Regions from separate parts of the Homo sapiens genome. Here region 1 is linked to region 2. A link is a loop called in an ENCODE intact Hi-C map of the cell type or tissue named here. Cell type or tissue: heart right ventricle. All regions are shown on one strand.

Region 1 (2,500 bases), 53 kb after region 2:
CTGTCCTCACCCTGCGGTCAGGGGAGCTTAGCCGAGTGGCAGCTGGTGACGTCCCTGCCCCACCTTCATCCCACCCCACACTCTCCACTCACACTTAGAATCCTGCCATTTGCTCCCAGGGTTTCAACGCGGCTGGGCCGCCAGGACTGCTGGGCCAGGGTTTCAGATATTGAAATACTGCCTTACAGGTCAGGGTCAGTACACAGTCACTTCCCCACCCCCATCCCCCAAACACCGGGGTCTCAAAGGGACTAAAGGGTTAACTCCACAACTGGCCCCGGGACATTACTGCAGCCTGGCTCCCAGCTCTCCCTCTAGGGGATAGGGGGGTGGTCATTGTCGAAATCCCCTCGGTGCTTCCACCGTGCGGCCCTGCCCCCGGCCCCACCTCCTCCCTGCTGTCCTGGGTCACCAACTCCCTGGTCTGTGCAGACCCCAGGCACTGGCCCCACTCCCTCCTGCCACAGAGCACAGCCTGTCTCCTCTGTCTCGGAGGCGAGGCTACGGCCCCAGCTCTCCACCTCACTAACTCCTACTCATCCCTCAAAATCTTGACTCAGATGCCGCTTCCTCCAGGAAGCCCTCTCTGACCTCCGAGGCAACTCTGGCCCCCACAGAACTGAGTGCCCGCCCTCTTGGCATGGCCCATGTTACACTCTTGGTTCTCGGGTCACTTGGCTAACACCTCCAGGCTGTTAGCTTGTTGGGGCCGGAGCAGGTTGGGTTGGATTTGTTCTGTTTTGGTTTTTTCCCCGCTGTATCCTCAGCACCGTGCAGGGCACCCAGCCCAGAGCAAGAACCTGGCTAAGGGAATGAATGGACTAGTGAATGGAATGCGGTCCTCACTGGCCCCGCGTTCCCTGCGAGCTCCCCACCCAGGAGGTGTGGGCTCCGCTCTGACTCCGGACTCTCAGGAGTACTTCAGCTGCATGGAGCAATCTGCTCAAAAGCCCAAATGGACTCCTTATCTTAAAGGATTGCACAAAACCCTGGAGCTCGCTTTAATCCCAGCTGTCCATGTAGAGAACACGCAAACCAGCAGTGCTCAGGGCCCCCGGGTGAACTCACTTATCCTTAATCAGCAGCAGATGCTGGGAAGGGCGTGAGCAGGCTTTTCTGAACCATATGGACTGTTTCTTAATGCTCATATTGAAAATTCTTCAGAGGCAGATCAGGCTTTAGCTGGAGGCCTCCTCTTCTTGCGGGTCATGCAGGCTTTAGCTGGAGGCCTCCTCTTCTCTGATCCGGCCTGGTGCTTGGGGTAGGGTCCATTCCTCCTCTGACCTCCCAGCCTCACGGGTCAAGACCTCCAGGGGTAGCCCAGGCAAGGGCCAGGCGAGGGGCACCACCATCAGCCTCCAAGAAAATGCAAGTCCGACATCCCGAGCCCGTGGCCCATTTTCTTGTCAGGACTTGGGCAGAATTTCACCCAAGTTAGCAATGGCTTGTCCTCTGACAATCAGGTGACAAATACTTACCCAGCACCTCCTGCACCGTGGCCGGAGGGCCTGAGAGGCAGGTGGAGGCAGGAAGAAGTGGTCGGGATACTGGAGGGGTTACAGTGGCTCTGGGGTCAGACGTGGGTTCAAACCACAGCAAATCATTTTACCACTGACTCCACAGTCCCCTCATCTATAAAATAGAAAACAAACAAACTCTCCTTTCAGAGAGTCAGCAGACGCACTGCGCCCGGCACCTAGTAGGCCATCCATACGCGGAAATGACTTTGTGATGTACCCCCGTCCAAAAGGCTCTGGGCTCAATAAAAGACAGCCCTGGTCATGGCCACTCCCCCCAGCTGTCCCAGGAGCCAATTTCTGACCACAGACGGATCCTGCTTCTAGCTCAGATTATCCTGCTTCTAGCTCAGATCCCCTTCTTCATCCACAGAGAGAACCCAGACCCAGGATTGCGAGCACGCCGATGAGAAAAGAAAGACAGGAGAGTCAGACACCGAATTCACGGAGCAGGTCACGCCCCAGGAACAGGGCAAAGAGGCTGTCGCTGTTTCTGCAGTTTCCTCTGATAAGAGGAAGCGACGTGGCCCATGTGCTCTGATCCAGCCTGGTGCTTGGGGTAGGGTCCATTCCTCCTCTGACCTCCCAGCCTCCAGTGAGCTCTCGGGCGAGAGGAAGTGGCAGAGCCCCTGACACCCAGAGGCACACAGCACGAGGCAGGATGGTGTGGCACACGCAGAGACACAATAACAGAATACTCCAGCCCCGCCTCTCTCTTTTTGTTATTCTTGGGTATCTTTTTTATATTTTTTTTTTTTAGAGACAGAGCCCCTCTGTCACCCAGGCTGGAGTGCAGTGGTGCCATCTCGGCTCACTGTAACCTCCACCTCCCAGGTTTAAGTGATTCTCATGCCTCTGCCTCCCAAGTAGCTGGGATGACAGGCACCTGCCACCCCACCTGGCTAATTTTTGTATTTTTAGTAGAAACGGGGTTTCACCATGTTGGCCAGGCTGGTCTTGAACTCCTGACCTCAAGTGATCCA
Region 2 (2,500 bases):
GCTTCGGCAAGGTCCCCACTGGAAATACGGAAGCGAGACAGCGCGTCTGCAGCCACGTGTCCGTCGGGTACCGAGCCACCCAGTTCCATGCTGGGACCACATGGATGGGGAGGGGACACCGTGGCCACCCCCTAGGCATTGCTCAGTCATTCTTGTACAGCGTACAATCGCCCGTTTATAGGAAGAATGCTGACCATATATTCTGGTTTTCCATGCGCAATACTTCACTAGGAAAGAATGCAGAACTCACCAGAAGGAGCACACGCTGCAGTTTTCCCCATCAACCAAACCTCTTCCCAGGGATTGGGAAATAGGATGGCGGGGCTCTCCTGCCCTTCCGGCGCCTGGAGAAGGCACAGGTGGCCCCAGCAGGGTCCTAGACAGACAAGGGTCCCAGAGATCAAACCATAGGGTCTTCCTGCCTGAGACAGGGACATTTGACAAGGCAGCTGTGAGTTTGGAACCTGTAACCAGGGCACGGCGCCTCGGCACTCCACTCACCCTGCAGAATGAAATCTCAACCCAGGATGGACGGTGGAGGGAGTGCTGCCTCTCACCGGCGAGGGCACAGCCTCACCCAGCCACAGGGCTCCCTGTGTGACACAGGCTGAGCTCTGGGTCTCGGGAGAAGGCACACACACGCTTGCAACGTGAGGTTTCCTTGCAACACAAAGTTCAGATTTAGGAGGGGAAAGATGAGTTTCAGATGCTAAAACTAGTCTTTGGGGACTTTTCAAGGATAAGAGATGGCCTGCTTCTGGGCCGGCCTTTGGGAAAGGTTTTCATTCTCAATTTCCACCCTGACCGATGCTGCGTCGTGTTGTTGATATGTGAAACGTGGTCTGTGATGTCCTGAGGCCTGGAAATCCAGATGTTCCCCAGTTCAGACTTCACAACTCAGGAAAGTGAATCTTAGTGAAATACACATTGGAGCTTTTAAGAACTGTTTTTAAGGAGACATGTAAGAAAACGTGACTCAGTGAATGATCACAAAGTTTGCATGCAGGTGACAGACACCCAGGAGAAGAGGCACAATAGGACCGTCTCCCTGGAGGCCCTCTGTGCCCCTCTCACCCTCATTCCTTCTCCCTTCCCCAGAGTGGCCGCCGCCTGCCTGCTCACACTGCCTCCGTCACCGGGATCGCGCCGTGGGTGAATCTGGTGTCCGGCTCCTTTTGCTCCATGTGGGCAGGCTCCCCTCTGTTGCTGGGCCTGGCTCTTCATTCACTCCCATTGCTTATGAGCACATGGATGCTTTTTAAAAGGAGAAAAGAAAATTAGCCTGTTGTTGTTTGAAGGCAACAATCCTGCCCTGTCCAGCTGAGAACATCTGCTAGGAGAGCTTGGGCTGTGCCGTGCGGGGAACCGTGGGAAGCAGGGTAGGTGGGTGTCTGTCAGGGGAGGGGAACCAGGGATTAGGTCAGACAAGAGGCGGAACAGGGAGACAGGCAGGACCAACACCATCTCGGGGGCTTGGCCAGACCGGCCACTCATCTCTGCCAAGTCAGATGCCTCCAAGGAGCCGAACCCTAGAGAAAGCTGCAGGGCCGGGAGCCTCTGGGACGGGAGGACCCCACCTCCAGGGCAGCCCACTCTGGGGTGGGACAATGGCCTCCTTTGCTGCCCCATGGACGATGAATGGCACCCATGTATGACTCATGCCGCTGGTATTTTCTGGCTGATTCCAGTGAGCCGAAGGAAGGAACCTTAGTTACTAAAGGCTGCTCTCACTGCAAGCCAGCGGCTCCCTGCAGCTGGTGAAAGTGGGCGCCGCAGGATAGCGCAGCCCTACCCCTTGCACTTCTCCGGATTTTACTTTTCTTTTAATACTATGAGGATGAAAGGACGAAAGCTAGTCTAGGATTGAAAACATCGGCCAGGCACGGTGGCTCACGCCTGTAATCCCAGCTCTTTAGGAGGCCAAGGTGGGCAGATCACCTGAGGTCAGGAGTTTGAAACCAGCCTGGCCAATATGGTGAGACCCCTGTCTCTACTAAAAATACAAAAATTAGCCAGGCACAGTGGCACACGCCTGTAATCCCAGATACTTGGGAGGCCGAGGCAGGAGAATTGCTTGAACCCAGGAGGTGGAGGTTGCAGTGAGCCGAGATCACACCATTGCACTCCAGCGTGGGTGACAAAGGGAGACCCTATCTCAAAAAACAAACAAACAAACAAAAAACAAAACAAAAAAATGAACAGAAAACATGACACCCCCTCCTGGCACTTCAAACACCCCTACGACATCTGTGTCCCCTGCCCAAGTCCTGTCCTGCACAGAGAGGGTGGAGAATCCACATGTGAGGCATGAAGAAGCCACACAGGCTTAGCGAGGAGGGGCAGCCATGCCCGACCCACAGAGGCTATTGGCTCAAAATCCTTCCACGATAATCAGCTGCTTTCCCACCAAGAAACAAAAGCCTGGAGCACGTGCAAAGGAAGAAGAGAGCTCAGCTGTAAAATGCCAAGACGTTCAAAATAACTACGGATGTTTAACAAG

Evidence for each region. Peaks named below come from ENCODE experiments on the same cell type or tissue, not always from the same donor. Only the 100,000 strongest peaks of a DNase experiment are listed, where the experiment ranks them.
Region 1: a loop joins it to region 2, with 2.3 times the contacts of the local background. A loop is called at or near these places in 2 of 110 quality-filtered maps.

What each region holds. Positions count from the first base shown.
Region 1 is chr9:134,490,943-134,493,442 of GRCh38, reverse strand. All of the region lies in intron 1 of LOC100506532 (a long non-coding RNA gene), which reads right to left. Among named protein-coding and RNA genes, the nearest start is that of MIR4669, 110 kb to the right of the region's middle. RefSeq lists an enhancer at 1-269. In heart right ventricle, no CTCF peak of the experiment used is centred here; a DNase peak (open chromatin) is centred at 1,032; H3K27ac peaks cover 1,467 bases; H3K27me3 peaks cover 1,086 bases.
Region 2 is chr9:134,543,674-134,546,173 of GRCh38, reverse strand. LOC100506532 (a long non-coding RNA gene) reads right to left here. Exons shown (of 3, transcript NR_188441.1): 3 at 911-1,254. Among named protein-coding and RNA genes, the nearest start is that of COL5A1, 97 kb to the left of the region's middle. RefSeq lists an enhancer at 154-919. In heart right ventricle, no CTCF peak of the experiment used is centred here; no DNase peak of the experiment used is centred here; H3K4me3 peaks cover 69 bases; H3K27ac peaks cover 2,107 bases; H3K27me3 peaks cover 1,185 bases.